4 separate regions of the Mus musculus genome follow, and all the other regions are linked to region 1. A link is a loop called in an ENCODE intact Hi-C map of the cell type or tissue named here. Cell type or tissue: heart. All regions are shown on one strand. Region 1 overlaps Tspan4 (tetraspanin 4). Region 2 holds the start of Gm16982 (predicted gene, 16982). Region 3 holds the start of Gm32539 (a long non-coding RNA gene). Region 4 has its middle 11 kb from the start of Muc6.

Region 1 (5,000 bases):
AAGTGGAGGGAGGCAAGAGGTGTGTCTTCAGAGCTCCTGGTTAGGCTCTGTGTGCAACCCCTTGGTTGCTTGCTTCTTGGTGGGAGGTGTCAGCCTACTGGACCAGGAATTTGTGGTCTTCCTGCCCAGGGTGGGGGTCTGGGGCAGGCACTGGGGCCCTGCAGGGGCTGAAGCCGCAGCAGGAAGGCAGACACCACAGCCTGTTTGTATTGGCACCACTCTCTCTGCCTCCTCAAAGAAGCTGTGGAGCTTCAGCCCCGGGACAGGGTGGGTGGTGCTGCTCTGTACTCTCTCCCTCCTGAGCTAGCTGGGCTAGGAGTAGCTACTACGGGGTCCAAACAGGCTTCTGGGCAAACTCACGCTGGCGCCACACTGAGGGGTCCAAATGCTTGCTTGCTGACAGCTACTTGCCCCGAGCAAGACATGGTCAAATTCTGTCTAGAAATTGGACAGGTCTGGCTAGGTGGGTGTGTGGCTCATTCCCCAGGGGTTCTTGTTTGTACCCTTATCTTGGAGCCTTGCTGGCAGATGTCTCCTATGTCCAGACCACTGTGGTTGGGCACTGGCCACGGTGTTGAGGAAAGCATCCTTTTCTGGCTCAGAGAGGGTGGCCTTGCCTTGGTCCTTCACTGTTAGAGATCAGTCTGCACACCACACCCTGTGAATTCTGTCCTTGGCAGCAGACATGGACCTGGCCCTCAGTCGGCTAGATAAGTCCCTGTTCTTGTGGGTTTTACAGGCAGGGACTTCTAGGCAGGAGAGGGACACATTGTTCAGAGGACAGCATCTTAGCAGAACTGGACTGGCTCTCCTTCGCCCCAAGAACTTTGGGAGCCCTTCCTACCGCTTTCTAATTTGGGTGTTAGCTACTTTTTATTGCTGTAAGAATATGACCAAAGCAGTTTGAGACACACACACACACACACACACATACACACACACACACACACACACACACACACACATACACACATATATATTTTTTTTTGGTTTTTCGAGACAGGGTTTCTCTGTGTAGCCCTGGATATCTATCCTGGAACTCACTCTGTAGACCAGGCTGGCCTTGAACTCAGAAATCCGCCTGCCTCTGCCTCCGGAGTGCTGGGATTAAAGGTGTGCACCACCACTGCTCGAGAGATTTTGTTTTTGGTTTTTTTAGATTTATTTATTTATTTGTTAGTTTGTTTATTATATGTAAGTACACTGCTGTAGCTGTCTTCAGACACTCCAGAAGAGGGCATCAGATTTCATTATGGATGGTTGTGAGCCACCATGTGGTTGCTGGGATTTGAACTCCGATCCTTCGGAAGAGCAGTCGGCGCCGTTTTTTTGAGACAGAGTTTTTTTTTTTGTTTGTTTTGTTTTTGTTTTTTTGTTTTGTTTTGTTTTTTTCAAGATAGGGTTTCTCTGTGTAGATCTTGGCTCTCCTGGAACTCACTCTGTAGCCCAGGCTGGCCTCAAACTCAGACTGCCTCTGCCTCAGTGCTGGGATTAAAGTGCTGGGATTAAAGGCGTGCGCCACCACTGCTCGGCCCCATTTTTTTTTTTTTTAAGTTATAGGCTGCACTTAAAATACATTTATTCTCTTGCTGGGCACTTTGGAAGAGCAGAGACAGGTGGATTTCTGAGTTCGAGGCCAGCCTGGTCTACAGGGTGAGATTTCATTTTATAATCCATTATGAAGGCAAGTCAGAACAGGAACTGGAGGCAGGAACCTACAGGCAGGAACTGAAGTAAAGGCCAAGGAGGAGAGCTGCTTACTGGCCTGCTCTTTAGGGCTCACTCGGCTGGCTGGCTTGCTTGCTTGCTTGCTTGCTTGCTTGCTTGCTTGCTTGCTTGCTTCCTTCCTTCCTTCCTTCTTTCCTTCCTTCCTTCCTTCTTCCTTCCTCCTTCCTTCTTCCTTCCTCTCTCCTTCCTCTCTCTCTCTCTCTCTCTCTCTCTTTCTTTCTTTCTTTTTTTTGGGGGGGGGGGGGTGAGACAAGGTTTCTCTGTATAGCCCTGGCTGTTCTGGAACTCACTTTGTAGACCAGGTTTTGAATTTATGAAGTTCCTCTGCCTCGGCTTCCTAAGTGTTGGGATTAAAGGCGTGAGTCACCATAGCCAGCTTAGAAACAAAGTTTGATGGAGGCATTTTCTCAGTTCAGATTCCCTCTTCTCAGGTAACGTTGTTAGCTTGTCAAGTTGACAAAAGACTAACTACCACCACTGCTCCTGAGGGACGAGAATTGGAGTTCAGATGGCTGTCCCTGAATTCCCTTGCATATAACCTTCAGCCTGGCCACTCTGACTCCTGGTCTCCTCACACCTCCAGCTGATGCCACCCCCCGACCCCAGTACATCATGGGGAATTTCAACCTGAGCCCCAGCCTCATATCCAGGGGATAAAATGATCAAGTAGACAGCAGACTTATTTTTGTTTTACTGGGAACGCAGGTCTTCAGGGTCACCTTCAGAGGAGTGGTTTGGTAGCTAAGCCCATTGGAGTGATTGTCAGTATGGGTGATGTTTAGTCCAAGGTGGGGATATAGTTTTTTTGGTCAGTTCTGGATCTTCCCTGGACCCTATGGCTTCTCTCTCTCCTGGTGTCTAGACACTGTGTATGTAATGGCCTTGTACACGCATACTATCATTTATAGGCACCCTTCCACTCTAGCCCTGAGAGGTGTATGTCTGGCTGAATCAGGCCGAGGGAGCAGGGCCAGCGGCCACGGGTCACAAGGGTTTTTTAGAAGTTATCAGCTGCCAGTTGCTCACTAGGTAGAACATTCAGTCTGTAGTCTCTGCTGGGTTATAGATGTGGTCACCTCTGTCCCTTTCTTGGGGATCCAGACACATCAAATAAAACTTGAGGGAAATGGCAAGGTGGGGCGTGTGTGTGAGATAAATCCCAGGCTGACCGGACTCTTCCAGGCATGCTTCCTGCATTCTGGGTGCTCCCATGCATGCACCCACATCTGACCGAAGCTGAGGTTGCAGTTCTCCATAGTGACCTCTGGGAGGCAGCAGTAGGCTGGTGCAGTGAGCATAGGTGCTGGGCTGGGAGCTGCAAACCTCAAGTTTCCATTACGGTGCAGCCCCTTTAAGAGCTGCTCAGCACTAGCCATGGACATCCTCCGTTCTTCTTTTATTAGTCTCTACTTCCTCTGCTGCCTCACTCTGGACCTTCAGCAAAAGGTTTCCCTTGTTCTGCCTTCCGTCCTGTCATGTAGGCTGCAGATCAGAAGGGGAACCTCAACCTCATGTTAGTACCTGGCCCACACTTTGCATCCTTTGATAGGGTTGGGGCTCAGAGATTGAGGGATGGGGCCCAGCAAGAGGCTATCATCTCATCTCATCTTCGATCGATGGGCTAGTGTGTATCTGGGCACAACTGCAAGGTGTCACTTACCGTGTGCTTGTCTGCCTGGGATGAGATGGTGTTCATTAGTCATAGGCTGATTCTTCCTGAGCTGGTCAAAGTGAAATTACAGGTCCCTGGTTCTGCAGTTATTGAGAGTTGCAGAATGGCGCCAGTGGGACTCTCAAAATGGCCCGTGACCGTGATAGAATCTGGCCTTGCTCCCACCACCCCTAGGAGAATGGACTGGACCAGAGGCTAAGCTGATTCCGTGAGCTCTCTGGACCAGCAGGGGGCCATCTGGGGTTCTTCTTTGGCATCTCTCGGCTGCTACTTTAGTCACTGAATTCTCTTTTTTTAAGTTAGAAAACCTCGTGGACACCTCACCCTCCCAGGCACCGCGGGCTCCCTAAGGCGCTTGAAAGCTAAAGCCGCTCAAGTTGCCACCAACAGCAATTGGGTCACGTCTTCATTTCCTCGGGGCTTTGCACATCATTGATGTGCTTGGAGATTTGCTGCCGAACGGGCAGCGGGCCTGTTGGATGTAGTCTGGGGTGCAGGTTTGGGGTCGAGAGCTGCTGCGGTGTCATTCCCGACCCAGTGCCATCAAACGCTTCCCCTGTCCTTCAGCTGCATCTTCTTGGGAGACCCCGGGAGGGTAACTGGGAGGTGGGGGCTCGGGGTCGCTGCGATTGGCCGGTGGGGCGGGGTCCTCGAGGGGCGGGGCCGAGCTGGATTGGCCGGGCGCTCGCGGGGCGCAGCGGGCCGGCCCGCAGGTGTCTGGCCGCGGGGTGGGAGCCCGCTCGCTGCTACCGCGGGTCCGGGGAGGTGCGGGAGCTCGCCGGCGTGGTGCGGATGGAGCGTCCGGTAGCCACGGGTGCAGAGCGCTGACAACGACTGTAGCCAGTGAGCGTGGCGGCGGGGGCCCAGCCTCCCCACCGCGATGCGCCGCTCCAGCACGGACGAATCCACGTACCGGCGCAGCCCTTCTCCGGAGAGCAAGGAGCCAGGCTTTGCGCGCGGCGGCCCCTTTCGGCGCTGCAGCAGCCTGTATGGGCGCGCGGGCGCCGGGGACGCGGGGGATGCTGGCGGCGGCTTCTTCGGCCTGCACTCGAACCCGGGCCCCAAGGCAGCCCAGGCGCGCTATACAACGCCCAAGGGCAACAAGTATGTGGTCTTCTACCTAGACCTCTCCTTCATCTTCCTTCTAGAGCTGAAGCGCTGCAGCATGGCGCGCGGCTGCCTCCAGGGCGTCAAGTACCTCATGTTCGCCTTCAACCTGCTCTTCTGGGTGAGTGTGGGGACCTGAAGGACCGGGGTTCGCTGCTCTCTTACTGACTTCCAGGAGCTCTCTCCCCTCTTCTCCGCTGTGGAGACAGGGTGTGTGCGCACGTGCTCACAGGACCGGGCAGTACCAAAGCCTTGCCTCTCCTGGGCTCCAGGCGCAGAACTGATCAGAGTCTCTGTGCACCGAACCACGGGTGCCTCCTTCAGCCTTCTCCCTGCCCTCCCTCTGACAGCCCACGTCCTTGCCTCACCCCCTTCACACTCTGCCCCTCTGGGAGATTGACTTAAAAGGTCCTGGTCTTCCAGGACCCAGAAGACCAAGGAAGGCTGTGTGCACTGCTTGACCTATCAGGGCCTAGGGAAGTATACCAGACAC
Region 2 (5,000 bases), 130 kb after region 1:
AGACTCCAGTACCTGAGCTCAGTCTAAAATACAGCAGCATGCATAGTGGTGCATTCTCTAGCACAGAGAAGCAGACATGGAGGAGCTAATGTGAGCTACTACAAGTCTCATGTCCCAGTCAGAGATGCTATCTCAAAAATGTGGGTGTGGGTGGCTCCTGAGGAATGGCACCCGAGGCTGACCTTTGTCCCCTCACACGTGCACACACAAGCTACTTGAGTATCACATACAAAGTTCACTGGGAGCCTTGGTTCTGTTCTGTCCTCCTCCTTCTCCTCTTTTAAAATTAATTTATTAATTAATTTATTTATTACAATAGTTTCTTACTGTACAGCCTAGACTGTCCTGGAATTCCCTATAATCCTCCTGTCTTAACCTCCCAAGTATTGGGATAGCAGGCTCTTACCACTGTAACTGGTTTTTGTTTTAATAGCTTTTACCTTTACTTTGTCTGTGTGCCTGTGTGTGCCTTGTGGGTGCCGTGCCATAGCATGCATGTGGAGGCCCGAGGGCAACCTGTGGGAGTTGGTTCTTTCCTTCCACGTGTAGTTTCTGAGGATTGAACTCAGGTCATTATGCTTGATGGCAAATGCCTTTATCCACTGAGCGGTCTCACTGGCCCTTATGTTTTTAATGAAACAGGGTCTTATGTAACTCAGTCTGGCCTTGAACTTACTCTCTTTGAACTCCTAATCCTCCTGCCTCTGCCCTCTAAGTGCTTTCATACAGGTGTGTACCACATGACTGGCTTCAATTTTTTTGCTCATTGTCTTTTCCTTCTGCTTTGAACCAAATTAGAAATCTTCTTTCTCTTTATGTTGCTTTATATTTTGTTTCTGGGGTTGATAACCGAGAGCAAAGCTCCCTTGTCTCTGAAGCTCCGTAGAGGTTTTGCCCATAATCCTTGGACTTTATGATTAACACATTCTGTCTAAGTGCCATCCAAATTAGAAGCAGGTGTAGGTACCACAGCTGCTCCATCCCTGCCTCATGTTTATGACACTGCAGCAGGGAGCTGTCCCATGACAATTTACAAATGCTCCCCTTCTTATCTGCAGCTGGGAATAATTGTCAGAGGCACCCATAGGACAGGCAGTGTCTCGGGAGCCTCTTGCCCGGGTGTGGGGCTGGGCTGGTGGGATGAGGGCCTGGGAGCCCAGCCGACAGTTGTGTCCTGCCCAGAAGACCCTGCGGTGCGTGGCCGCCTGACTGAGTGCTTGGAGACCATCCTGAACAAGGCCCAGGAGCCACCCAAGTCCAAGAAGGTCCAGCATTCAAATGCCAAGAACGCTGTGCTGTTTGAGGCCATCAGCCTGATCATCCACCATGACAGGTGAGCCCTGCTAGCAGCGCATCCCTCTCGAGAGACAGCAGGTGGAGGCTGGCAGTTGGCATCTGTCTGTGCAGATGTTGACCGGTGTCTCTATTCTAGCCTTGGTCTCTGCTCCTCTTGCTTCTTGAGCTGTGAGCTCACTTCATGTGAGCTCTCTGGCCCCGGGACGTTGCCATAGATACTTTTATAGCTGTGGAATCGTCCCTAGAGCTCCTTTTTGCTTCTGAGTATTACAGGAAGCTTCTTTGAAAGGAAGGGACACCCGTGTGACTTTCGCTGCTCAGAGAGGCAATGCTCCAGTATTCTGGGGTCTCCTGGGGCAGTGGTAGTGATGACTCCCAGCTTCTGTACAGGGTCATGGTTGGGTCACAGGCAGTGGTTGTCATATACAGTGCAGGCATCTTGCTTCTGCTCTTTTATGCTCAGTCCTGGTTGTGTGCCCTTATGTATGCCCGTGGCACTGCTCTCTGGGTCTCTGCCAGAGGCTGTAGCAGACAGAACTCTAGCCTGTTTGGGACCAGCTGTTTTTGCTCCATCATTTAGATAAATGTTGCAGTGACAAAAGCAGTCTGCCAAACTGGAGCAGGGTTGAAAATGAACTGTAAAAAACAAAACTTAGGGTGTGAGGGAGAGCATCCTAAGAAACGTATGTAAGAGGGAATGTTGACCGTTTAGCCCACGTTCCACATTCACAGCCCTCGTTACTCACTGTCTGCCTTAGCCTGGTCCAGTTTCCTGCATGGCCGCTGTCCAACTCACTTTCCTGGACACAACAAAAGAAAGTGAAGCCTTGGCCTACCAGAGCTTTCCAGAGTCTGCTCTGGAGTAGAGGAGCTCCTGCAGATTCATTAGAAAGTCACCCCCTCTTCACTGCACCTCCTCCTCCCTGACCCCTCATTACAGCACCGTCCTATCACTTCACACCGCACTTCTCATTCCTCACCTCGCGTCCTCTTTACCGAGGCTTTTCCTCCCTGGACTGCCATCTGTCCTATGCACCACCTCTTCCAGCGCCTCCCGCTGGGCCTCCTCTCACCACTGCGCTGCCTTCTCACCGCACCTCTCCACTGCATCTGTCCTCACCTGTAGCTCACAGCCCTCCCTGACTATTTTCCCCTCCTCATCATGTCCCCTGTTCCTTGCAGTGAGCCAAACTTGCTCGTCCGCGCCTGCAACCAGCTGGGCCAGTTCCTGCAGCACCGGGAGACGAACCTACGCTACCTGGCTCTGGAGAGCATGTGCACGCTGGCCAGCTCTGAGTTCTCCCACGAGGCCGTCAAGACCCACATTGAGACGGTCATCAATGCCTTGAAGGTGTGCTCCTTGTTGGTCATGTGTCACTGCCTCCATGTGGAGGTCAGACTAGGAGGTGCCTCGTGTGGCACCTAAGATGAATCCATTCAAGCTGTCTGGATCTCAGAGTGTTTGCCTGGCGCTCGTCACTTGCTGTCGTTTGGGGTGAACGCAGCAGTTGGACGAGGAAGCTGTCCATCTTCCTGCAGTGCAGCCGGGCCTGCTATCTTCAAAGACGTGGCAGCTGGGGACAGCGCTCCAGCCGAGGGCCTTTAGCTGAGTGTCTCCGTTGTGGGAGCAGCGCCAGCTGAGCACATTCCCGTCTCCTGGAATGATTTCATGTGACCTGCTTGGAGGCCACATAGTGTAGTTAGTAAACAGAAAGTTTTCTTTGATAGAAAGATGAAATATTTTGTTTTTATCTCCAGGACCGTGTACCTCTTACACAACAAAATTCCTTGTCAAGGATTCTAGATTCTTTCAAGGATTAGAATTCCAGAATTTAAAGCACCTAGCTGAGGTTACCTGGTCTCTTACCTCCTTCTGAATGTGAGAGTGACCCTGGTAGTGTGTTCCTCTGGCATGGCACACACTGTCTACATTGCCTGCATGTTAGCTTCCATGTTACATGTTAGTTGATTAGTGAGCCATACATGTAAGACCCTTCATCTCGGTGAGTCTTAAGCTGTAGTAAGCAGGGCTGGCCCTTATCTGTATTTTTGTATAAATCAACAGACATTTTGGTGTCTGACTTGAACACAAGGCTGCATTCTTCCTAGTCCTGGCTGGGTGTCTGCTCCAGTCGTTCTCTTCCATCACAAATACAAGTCTCAGTCTCACCTTCGTTAGGTGCCCTCTGCCCTGCACTGAGGCATCCTGCACTGTTCACCACGGCAGGGAGCTACAGATGGCTGCTCTCAGACACCGCGCTGCCCAAGCACTGTGTGTAGTGGGTCTCTCCTGTACCACCTGGAGAGGGGCTCAAGAACCTTGGAACCAGCTCCCAGGCAACACGGAAGGTGCTGGTCTGTGCCCACACAATGGAGAAGCCTCAGTGACCTGCTCACTGGGCCAGAGTGTGGTCCTCAGAAGAGCTGGTTAGGGAGGAGGGAGAGTGAACAGACAGAGCTAGAACTGGTCACGCTGAGTGGACTAAGTATGAGGGGACAGGGCAGTGTGTTGTGTGTGGGTTCCAAGTGGCCTAAGGTGTTGGGTCCCACATATAGATAGTAAGGGGTCCCAGTAAGGGGTTTGGGGATGGGGCAGCACTCTGCCCGATGGGGCCGGTGCTGTGGGGTGCACCAAGACAGCTCCTATGGAACAAATACATCCAGACTCAGGGACTCATATATAGCAGTGGTTAGCTACTATCCACCAACCTGTGGTTTATAGAAGTGGCTCTGACTCTGTCTTTTTTCTCAGACGGAAAGAGACGTGAGTGTGAGGCAGCGGGCAGTGGACCTGCTCTACGCCATGTGTGACCGGAGCAACGCCCAGCAGATTGTGGCTGAGATGCTGAGCTACCTAGAAACGGCTGACTACTCCATCCGAGAGGAAATTGTGAGTCCTGCAGCCTGAGGGGCTGTCCAAGCTGCTCCCTGCTCTGGACATGAATTCTAGTGGATGGTTGCTGGGTGGTTTTTAGTGGCTGACGGGCCTGCACGAGTGTCTGTGAGACAGTAGATAGCAGATTCTTTGGCACCAGCTTCCTGTCTAGCCTTCCAGTGTAGACATCTGGCAGTGCAGGGTGTGGTCATCTGTGCCAGACGATGAGCTAATATTCATTCTCCAAGATAGTCTTATATTTTGAACATGTAGTTGCTGCTGGTTAGGTTTTCTTGGTGTCATCTGGCATATTAGAGGTTAATGTTTAAGCTGTTGTCAGCTCTATGCAGCACTGGTTTCAAGTGGACTCTGGTCAGTCAGAGGGTCACGCACACCTAATCATTGTTGTAGTACAGCAAATTGCTTACATGAGACGACTGTGTCTTAGAGAAGAAACAGGCAGGTGCATGACCACAGACAAGAGGCTCTGGCTTGCCTCACTTGGTATAACACTGGTCTCTCCACGGCTCTGGACCTAGAGTGACAGTATATAGGGAATAAGAGTGGGACAGCAGCTGCTACTGTGAGCATAGCCTCTCTATGTGTCACTCTGGAAGCAGAGTACAATTGGAGGCTTCCTGAAGAACTAGTAGAAAGAAGGGGCAGTGTGGGCATTGGCTGGATTGCCTCCCAGGGCCCTGTGGCAGGGGTCTGAAGAGGAAGGGCTAAGTGGGCTAGAGGCTCATGCTGAGTTGTTTCTTGACCACACCATTCACCAAGGAAGGCCTGAAATAACGAGAGGGCAAGAAGGTTTCCTTGACGTGGTAAC
Region 3 (5,000 bases), 440 kb after region 1:
CTTTGTCCACAGAGACACCTCCACAGTCTTTTCAGACAAAGCCTCTCGCTGGTCTGAAACTTGCCAAATGGCCGAGACTGGCCAGTCAGCAAGCCTTGGGGATCCTCCTGTTTCTGCCTTCCCAGCTCTGAGATTACAAATTTACAGCATCATGTTTAGTTTTTCTATTTTTAAATGTGTATGAGTGTTTGCCCACTTGATTTGTATAAACCATGTGAAACAGTATCCACAGAAGTCAGAAAAGAGAGTAAAATCCCCTGGGACTGGAATTGCAGACAGTTATGAGCTGCCATGTGGGTGCTGGGAACTGAAATCAAGCCGCCTGGAAGAGCAGCCAGTGCTCCTGCCCACTGAGCCATCTCTCCAGCCCCAGTGCTCAGCGTTTTACATGGGTGCTGGGGACTGACCCCAATCTTTGAGTTTGTTTACAGGGAAACACTATTTACTGAACAGCACAGACAAAGGACTCAGAATTCAACTAACTTCCTTGTAAACTGGTCAGGCACATACATCATGGGAACTAGAACATTTTATCCTGGAAAGAGGTGGGAGGCTCCCAAGACTCAGGAGCTTCAGGAGGCTGACAATGCAGATAAAACTCTGCAATTCACTGCTACATCTACTCCAGTAGTGACAAGCTCGACAGGCCCCGAAAACCTGGGCGCTGTCCTGAGGCGAAAAGTTCATGGACACTTAGTCTCCTGGAATCGTGGCATCCTGTATAAAGAATGCTCCAATGTCCTTGCTTTAGTTGGTAAACAGATCTGTGTGCTTTCCTTTAATATTGCTTTATTACAAGTGCTCTTAAGGATTGATATTTTGACATATAGCTAAGTTAGATTTTAGGCAGTCCTTGATCGACCCTGGGCATGGATAGCTAAGTCACTGCCCTACACAGGAATTTACCATTATCTAGGAAGAAGGAAGTTTGTGATCTAAGAAGGAACCAGAGTAGATACTTAGAAGTATAGATAGCTGAGTTACACCCATACACAAGTATTTACAATGGCCTAGGGGGAAGGTGGACTATACAATAGACTAGAATAAGAACTATGGCAAGGGCATGAAGCCCTTGACCCTGGCTTCTAAGATTAAGTGGACCTTAGGTGGAGCTGTTTTTGATCCCAGTTGTTAACATTGAATTTTATCCCAGTTGGTTCCTGCCAGTACTTTTGTGTTTACATTCCTCTGTTTTGTGTAAGAATCCAGTAACCTCTTTGTACCTTGCCAAAGTTGTGTCACCCAACTTCCCTATTTTCTTCTGTATAAAAAGCTTGATGCTTGATTTGACAAATTGCATTCAGATTCTGCACAATCTCTTGCGTCGCTTCTGTTTGTCATTCGCTGACTCCTTGTCCACCTGCAACCAGAGACCCGTTCCACACAGATAGGAGACCCAAAAGGGGGATAGTCTGTGGCAATTCATAGGGCCATTGTTGTGCTCACCTCGTCCAGCAAGAAAAACACAACACGGTCGGATTCTTCTCAACAGCCTTCTTTATTTCAGGAACACCTCGATGCTACGGGAACCCGGGAAAGCCAGGGAGGACTGCTTATATACACCCCAGCACTGGGGAGAGCTATGTGTCCTCCTGGGATTGGTCAGTCTGCCAGCAGATTGATTTGTATGCACCCGCTTGGGAGGGGTTGGCGCCAGATTCGGGCTAGCGCCTGCGCAGTGCCATTGTTTACGACGGTGTACCGGAAGCCGGCGCCATCTTTTAGGTGCCCAGCTGCCTACAGCTCATAACTCTACCAAGACTGTATAAGATCGCAAGCAGTAAGTGTTGGGGAGGAGAGATGCCTTTGTGAAGCTACCTGCAACCTGTGTTCTATCAAAGAAGCTTTAAGTCCTTGGTTCACCAAGCTAGACTTGGGTGGAAAGGATGTCTTCGATCTGCCCTTGATACCTTACCTAGAGTGAACAAACATTTTGTTCACGTCTCCCCCAGAAAACGTCACAACAGAGGCAGGAGGACAACCTCACAGAAGTAGATGCACCTGGCTGTGATTCATGGTTTTAGAGTGGACTTCAGAACCCCTTGAAAAGATAATATAGCTGAAAGAGTGACTGTTTCAGTCAGCTGATTATGGAGAAAAGATGTCCAGGTGGGAACACTGTGTTCTATGACCCTGGCTCTGTGGGAGAGGACATTAAGAACAGAATGGAGAGAGGGGCTCCCAGTTCTCAAGTTCTTCCAGCCACCTCCTAGGACCATTTGAATTTGATGCACCTCAGAGTGTTTGCTTCTGCAGGCTGTCATAGTGTTGAGCCTGCCTCTTGTAAGGCTCCATCCTCCCATCCTACACCCACAATTGTTCCCTAGCCTCCTCTGAACAATGTTTCCAAATAAGAGGGAAGAAAGGCCACTGATCAGAAATCAGAAATCACCGGTCCTGCCTGCAGAAACCAAGTCAGGGGACCTCTAGCGCCACCTGGCGGTCGAGGTGCAAGAGTCTCCACCCCCCTCCGCACCCCCAGAGGGGTGAAGGAGGGAGGGGATTCGAAGGCCAGGCTACAGTAGCCAGGATGGCCATGAGGTTTTCCAGCTCTTGAGCTTCCCAGCCAGCTTACCATCACCTTTTCGACTTTTCTGTCTCTGTATCTATCTTTGTCACCAGGTCTCTCAGTTTCACCTCCTCCCTCCTTTTAAAATGCTTTCTATTGATCTTCTGTTTCTTTCCCCTGCCCTGGCTTTACTCCTACAGCAAGAAGGAGCACTGCCCTTCACTGGCACCCTGACCCCCTTCTTTTTTAGGATCTGGAGGTGGTTTATGTGGCCAGAGTATCCCCAGAGCTGAGATTCCTCCAGTGACTGACGGCTTCGTGGTCCACTGGGCTCCTGGAGCATCAGACAACAATGGACAGCCTTTAAATTGGTGGCCGTTTGCCGCTGCTCAGGCGCTAACAGTAAGTGTCCCTTTTCTGAGTCTCTGGGCAATAGTGGACAGAGACATAGCTGTCCCTGAGAGGACAAAACTGACCACCTGAGTCCAGCACCCTGTTTCCATCAGCATCTGTACCACATCCCTCAACTCTATTTCCAGAGCATTATCAAGGGTCCACAAGGACTTGGCATTTCAGGAGATAAGCCAGAGAAACATGGAGGACAAAGCCAGAGCAGAGAGGAGAGCCAGGCCATGTGGGAGTGAGCAATAGGGTGTGCACATATGTGTGGCTGAGGTAGGTGAGGGGTCTACCACATGCCTGTGTAGCCGTGGCACATGATTTGTCCTCATATACTGTGGAGGTATTGTACACAAAGGGACTTTGTATGTATGTATACATGTGTGTAGTTCATGTACATGTATGAGCATAGATATCTGCACAAAGGTACATGATGTGGTTATAGACAAATGTAGTGGAGTGTGGGTATATAGTTGTGCATATGAATTGTGATGTGTGTGTGGTTATGTAGCACACATACATATCTGTTTTGTGTGCACATACATGAATGTGTAGTACATAGTGGGCATACAGACATGCAGGTCTCAGAGTGTAGTTGGCATGTGTGCATTGTGTGTGTAGGTGTAAGTGCACACATACGTATGTGGGGCCTTTCTGATCCAGTGTATGGGACTCTTCTTGTTTCTGGGGGAACCTTGGCTAATGACACCCACCTACCAAGAGAGTGGTAGGCACTGCACCCAGGTGCTAAGATGACCCACAAAACAATAACACACCAGTGTGTGTGTGTGTGTGTGTGTGTGTGTGTGTTGGCATCACACCATGACTGTCCCAAATGCTGTAGAGTAATCATCCCTTGGAGGAATGGTTGCCCCAACTGGGTGGACCACAGGGGATCACTTCTGATGTTGATAGAAATACTTTCTGGTGCATGATAAGATATGAAGGGAAGCTACCAGAAAATAGATACAGGATTAAAACATGCAACCCACCCCTGAGATGAGAAGTGGAACAAAGAGAGTTCAGTTGACATGGCGATGACTAGTGTCTTAGTGATCTTTTTATTCTCGTATAACACACCATGACCAAGGCAACTTATAAAAGGAAGCATGCAATTTGGCTTACTGTTTCATAGGGTTACAGTCCATAATGGTGGAGCAAAGAAACAGCTAAGAGCTCACATCTTGATCCATAACCATGAGGCAGCGAGAGAGGACTGAGTCCTTTTGAAAATTCAAAGCCTGCCCCCAGGGACATATCTCCTCCAATACACCCACACTTCCTAAGCCTTCCCAAACTGTTCTACCAACTGGAGATCAAGAATCTAAATTCTACTTTAAAGCACCACAGCTGGAGAAGGATGTAAGGGCCTGCTCAGTAGGTGGCAGAGTAGATGGGAACACTGAGAATCACAGTAGTGTCCAGGCCTCAATCTCTACTGAGACTTTCAGCTTTGAGAGTGTTGGGAAAGAGACCAAAGCCAGCATGCCATTTATAGGAGACACAATAGAAAATGAACAACAAAAAAGGGGAGAAAACAGAGGTTAGGCAGCCAGCCAAGAAGACAAAGAGAAAACAACTGTGCTTATAAATACATATAATAGATGCTCATTTAAATGGTTAAGTGTGGCACTGGCAAGATAAGGTTTAGCGGTTAAGAACACTGTTTGCTCTTCTAGAGAACCTGGGTTCAGTTTCCAGCACCTAGATCAACTATAATTCCAGTTCCAGGGGATCTGATGTCCTCTTGTAACCTCTGTGGGCAACAGACATGCTTACATACATTCAGGCAAACCATCCAAACATATTAAATAAATTATATACATTTTAAACGTCAGGTGGGCTGGCTCTGAGCCACAGATAGCTCATCAGGTGAAGGGGCTGGCAAACCTGACAACCTGAGTTTGACGAGAACCCATGTGGTGGAAGGAGAGAATTGACCCTTGAAGATCATTGTTTGACCTCAGCAGATGAGCCATGACATAGGCATGTGTGTGTGTGTGTGTGTGTGTGTGTGTGTACATACACAGAGGCACAGAGACACACACAGAGAGACACACAGGCACACACAAAATGTAATAACATTTTTTTC
Region 4 (5,000 bases), 190 kb after region 1:
GAGATTCCAGACGTGCACCATCATATTTGGCTGCTATAGTGAGTTTAGATGCCCGATAGCATAATTTTGCCTTTTGATCCAGTTGATTTTTTAAAATTTTATTTTAATAATCAACTCTGGACTGAAATCAATGAAATAGAAACATCAACAACAAATTTCAATTTACAAAGAATCGAAGAAACAGAAAGTTGGTTCTTTGGCAAAATTATTGTGAGTGACCAACCCTATCCAAACTAACTAAAAGGCAGAGAGAGAGAAGAGCCAAATGAACAAAATCAGACTGGAGAAGAGAAGACTTAACAACAGTCATGAGGAAATCCAAAGAATCTCAAAGTCACACTTTAAAAAACCCTACTCTATAAGATTGAAAAATATAAAAAAGGAACTGATAGGTGCCACTCACCAAGACTAAATCAATGTCAGTTAGGAAAATGTTTTCATGTTTTAAAAATTATCCTTAATTATTTTTCAGTCCAGTCATTATCCTCCTCCTATTCTGTCCTTTAAGAGTTCCTCATCCCTTTCCTCCTCCCCACACCCCACCCCTGGCGTGTCCCCCAGTCTCCAAGAGGATGTCCTTACCCCAACCCCCACCCCACTCTGCCAGTCCTCCTCACTCTGTGGGGCTTCAAGTCTCTCGAGGGTTAGGTGTGTCTTCTCTAAGGCCAGACCAGGCAATCCTCTGCTATGTGTCAGGGGCCTCAGACACCAGCTAGTGTACGCTGCCTGGTTGGTGGCTCAGTGTCTGAGAGACCTTGGGGGTCCAGGTTAGTTGAGACTGCTGGGGTCACCCTCCTCCACAACTTCTTTCAGCCTTTCCCTCATTCAACCACAGGGGTTCCCAACTTCAGTTCATTGGTTGGGGGTAAGTATCTGCATCTATCTCGGTCAGCTGCTTGTTGGGCCTCTTGGAGGGCAGCCATGCTAGGCTCCTGTCTGTAAGCACACGATAGTATCTTCACTAATCCCACGTCTGATAGAGGGCTAATATCCAAAATACATAAAGAACTTAAGAAACTAACCTCCCAAAAAACCAAACAACCTAATCAAAAATGAGAAATAGAAGTAAACAGAGAATTCACAACAAAGGAATCTCGAATGGCTGGGAAGCACCTAAAGAAATGTTCAAAGTCCTCAGTGATCAGGGAAATGCAAATCAAAACAACCCTGAGATTCCACCTCACATCAGTCAAAATGGCTAAGATCAAAGCAGCAGGTGACAACACATGTTGGTGAGGATGTAGAGAAAGAGGAACACTCCTCCATTGTTGGTGGGATTGCAAACTGGTACAACCACTCTGGAAATTAATCTGGAGGTTCCTCAAAAAATAGGAAATAGATCTACCTGAAGAACTAGCTATACCACTTTTGGGCATATACCCAAAAAGATGCCCCATCATGCCACAGGGGCACGTGCTCTACTATGTTCATAGTGGCCTTATTGTGATAGCAGAAGCTGGAAACAACCGAGATGTCCCACATGGAAGAATGGATACAGAAAATGTGGTTCATTTACCCAGTGGAATACTACTCAGTCATTAAGAATAAGGACATCCCGAGTTTTGCAGGCCAATGGATGGAACTAGAAAATATCATCCTGAGCGAGGTAACTCAGACAAAGGTAACCCAAAAGGACATGCATGGTATATACTCACTAATAAGTGGATATTAGTCAAAAAAGTACAGAATACCCAGGATACAGTCCACAGAACTCAAGAAGGTCAGCAAGCAGAAGGGCCCAAGTGAGGGTGCTTTAATCCCACTTGGGAGGGAGAAGAAAGCAATGGGGATGAGGTGGGGAAGGGGAACATGATCAGGTATGGGGGTGGAGTGCGGGAGGAAACAGGAGTGAAGCCCTGAGGGCCAGCAGAAAGAATGGAAATACGAAACCTCCGGAGGTAGGAGGTGTGTGTGTGTGTGTGTGTGTGTGGGGGGGGGGGGGGTTCTAGAATGTACCAGAGACCTGGGAGGTGAGAGACCCTCAGGACTCAAAGGGAGGGACCTCAGGTGAAATGCCCAACAGTGGCGAGAAGGAACTTGTAGAGTTCACCTCCAGTAGAAAGACAGGGAGGGCATCAAATGTGGGGATGGGGGTTGCCATTCCACAGTCAAAAACTGACCCAGAATTGTTCCTGTCTAAAAGAACTGCTGAGACAAAAATGGAGAAGAGACTGAGGGAAAGGAGGTCCAGTGACCGGCCCAAACTGGGACTCAGCTCAAGGCGAGGCTCCAAGGACTGACACTATTGTGTGCTTACAGATGTGGCCGGGTTTTGTTTTGTTTGGACTGGTGTGTTATTGATGTGGCTAGGGCAAGCCTGCCACCTGCTGTTGGTTTTCTGTCCCTTGCATGCTTTCTCCCTCGTGGCACTGAACAAAGATGAGCATGAAGTGAGGACTGGGGTGCAAGCAAGAACCCCTTTCTCTCTTCTGCCTTCTCATACAATATGCATTTCTTTCTCTTTTCCCTTATTTGTATGTTCATTGGTGTTTTGTCTGCTTGTATGTCTGTGTGAGAGTGTTGGATTCTGGAGTTACAGACAGTTGTGAGCTGACAGGTGGGTGCTGGGAATTGAACCTGAGTCGTCTGGAAGAGCAGTCAGTGCTCTTAGCTGCTGATCTCTGTGTAGCCCTGGCTGTCCTGAAATTTGTCCTGTAAACCGGGCTGACATCAAAGGTCTACCTGCCCCTGCCTCCTGAGTACTGGTATGAAGGGTGTGCACAATCACGGCTGGGCTTGCTTGAGGGTTTCTGTTTTTTATTTTTGTTGTTGTTGTTGTTGTTTTGTTTGTTTCTTTTGATTTCCAAGTCAGGGTTTCTCTGTGTAGCTTTGACTGTCCTATCACTAGCTACGTAGACCAGGCTGGCCTCAAACTCATGTATCCCGCCTCTGCCTCCCAGAGCCGTGGAATCAAAGGTGTTTGCCACCACTGCTGGGCTTTGCTTGTTTTGTCTTTTATTTATTTATTTTTATTTTTTATTTTTTGTTTTGTTTTTGTTTGTTTGTTTTTTTTTTGTTTTTTTTTTTGTTTTTTTTTTTTGAGACAGGGTTTCTCTGTATAGCCCTGGCTGTCCTGGAACTCGCTTTGTAGACCAGGCTGACCTCAAACTCAGAAATCCACCTGCCTCTGCCTCCCGAGTGCTGGGATTAAAGGTGTGCGCCACCACGCCCGGCTTTGCTTTGTTTTTTAAAGGTGGAGTCTCATATAGCTCATGGTTGCTATAGAACAAACCCAGACTTGCTATAGAGCCAAACCTCTGGGCTCCATCTCTTAAGTTCTGGGATTACAGTTGTGTACCACCACATTTAGCTTATCACTCTTTGTTATTATTATTATTTTAGCTATTGTCTCAAGTTTAGCCTCTGAACTTTAAGAGTCCAGCACATATCTCACACCACAGTTTATCTTCCAGAGATACCCTAACAGCACACAATAAAGCATAAGCTCTGACAATCCATGTTTCTTCCCTTCTCTTCTGTATTTTGTGTCCTTTTGTTAGGCATTTTCCCATAACTATTATTGACCTAACATTAATTAAAATTATTTTTTTAATTAAAAATTAAAAAAATATTAGGCTATTTTGTTTGTTTAATCATTAATATTTCTTTTTTTCTTTTTTTTAATTAGATATTTTCTTCATTTACATTTCAAATGCTATCCCCTTTTCTAGTTTCCTCTCCGAAAGTCCCCTATACCCTCCCCCAGTCCTGCTCCCCAACCCACCCACTTCAGCTTCCTGGCCCTGGCATTCCCCTGTACTGGGAATATAATCTTTGTAAGACCAAGAGCCTCTCCTCCCATTGATGGCCAACTAGGCTATCCTGTTACATATGCAGCTAGAGACACGAGCTCTGGAGGCACTGGTGTTCCTCCTATAGGGTTGCAGACCCCTTTAGCTCCTTGGGTACTTTCTCTAGCTCCTTCTTTGGGGGCCCTGTGTTCCATCCAATAGATGACTGTGAGCATCCACCTCTGTATTTGCCAGGCACTGGCATAGCCTCACAAGAGATCGCTATATCAGGTTCCTTTCAGCAAAATCTTGTTGACATATGCAATAGTGTCTGAGTTTGCTGATTGTCATTAATCTTCCTGAGCTGAAGGTGTAGCTCAGAGGTTAGAGTGCTTGCCTGGCACTCATAGCAGCCTGGCTTTGACCCCAACACTGCAAAAATAAATTTGAAAGACTGGAGAGATGGCTCCACAGTTAAGAGCACTGGCTGCTCTTCCAGAGGACCTGAGTTCAATTCCCAGCACCCACACGGCAGCTCACAACCACCCATAACTCTAGTTCCAGGGGATCCAATGCCCACCTATGACTTCTGAGGGTGCCGTGCATGCATGTGGTACATATATAGTCATACAAGCAGATGAAATACTTATATAAAAATAAATCTTAACAAAAAAAGACAGGGTCTGGAGAGATTGCTCAGCGATTAAGAGCACACTTTGCTCTTGCGGAGGACGGGAGTTCATTTCCTAGCACCCACATCAGGGGACTCATAACTGCTTGTGACTGACTCCAGGAGATCCAATACCCTCTTTTGACCTCTGCAGGTATCTGAACTCAGGACACACACACTTAAAAATAAAAAATAGGTCAGATGTGGCTGTGCACACCTTTAATCCCAGCACTTGTGAGGCAGAGGCAGGCAGATCTCTGTGAGTTTGAGACCAGCCTGGTCTACATAGCAAGTTCTAGGCTAGCCAAGACTACAAAGTGAGCCCCTGTCTTACAAAACCAAAAATAAATAAATAAAATCTTTAAAAAAATAAAAAATAGCGACAAATAAGGCCAGGAAGATGGCTCAGCACCTAGCACACCTGAGGCTCTAGAAAGAAAGGAATGAGGACGGGGACCTTTTACATATTTTCACATGGGACCTTCTTTAGGTGCTCCTGGTCCTTGGGTGAGCCCTGCTTCCTTTTCCTTATGCCTAAAGTCTTTGCCTCACACTCCAGTTGACATTCAGAGCCACAGTGATGCTTACAAAAACATCTG

Evidence for each region. Hi-C counts contacts between places; a loop is a spot of excess contacts. Peaks named below come from ENCODE experiments on the same cell type or tissue, not always from the same donor. Only the 100,000 strongest peaks of a DNase experiment are listed, where the experiment ranks them.
Region 2: it touches region 1 in a loop (2.5-fold over the local background); 3 of 42 quality-filtered maps call a loop at or near these places.
Region 3: it touches region 1 in a loop (3-fold over the local background); 2 of 42 quality-filtered maps call a loop at or near these places.
Region 4: a loop joins it to region 1, with 8 times the contacts of the local background. A loop is called at or near these places in 22 of 42 quality-filtered maps.

Annotation. Positions count from the first base shown.
Region 1 is chr7:141,477,939-141,482,938 of GRCm38, forward strand. It overlaps Tspan4 (tetraspanin 4), which reads left to right. Exons shown (of 8, transcript NM_053082.3): 2 at 4,549-4,628. The coding sequence starts at 4,566. Among named protein-coding and RNA genes, the nearest start is that of Tspan4, 5.2 kb to the left of the region's middle. In heart, CTCF peaks have their summits at 2,981 and 3,644 (motif pointing right); DNase peaks (open chromatin) are centred at 423, 583, 2,983 and 3,773; H3K4me3 peaks cover 2,604 bases; H3K27ac peaks cover 1,748 bases; H3K27me3 peaks cover 479 bases.
Region 2 is chr7:141,610,151-141,615,150 of GRCm38, forward strand. It overlaps Ap2a2 (adaptor-related protein complex 2, alpha 2 subunit), which reads left to right. Exons shown (of 22, transcript NM_007459.3): 8 at 1,186-1,333; 9 at 2,479-2,647; 10 at 4,049-4,186. It overlaps Gm16982 (predicted gene, 16982), which reads right to left and starts at 3,597. Exons shown (of 4, transcript NR_040337.1): 1 at 3,467-3,597; 2 at 2,555-2,972; 3 at 2,043-2,096; 4 at 1-1,932. In heart, no CTCF peak of the experiment used is centred here; DNase peaks (open chromatin) are centred at 1,751, 2,091 and 2,861.
Region 3 is chr7:141,922,673-141,927,672 of GRCm38, forward strand. Gm32539 (a long non-coding RNA gene) reads left to right here and starts at 1,631. Exons shown (of 3, transcript XR_378616.3): 1 at 1,631-2,109; 2 at 2,760-2,911. In heart, a CTCF peak has its summit at 2,451 (motif pointing left); a DNase peak (open chromatin) is centred at 2,459; H3K27me3 peaks cover 484 bases.
Region 4 is chr7:141,664,077-141,669,076 of GRCm38, forward strand. No RefSeq gene overlaps it. Among named protein-coding and RNA genes, the nearest start is that of Muc6, 11 kb to the left of the region's middle. In heart, a CTCF peak has its summit at 2,337 (motif pointing left); no DNase peak of the experiment used is centred here.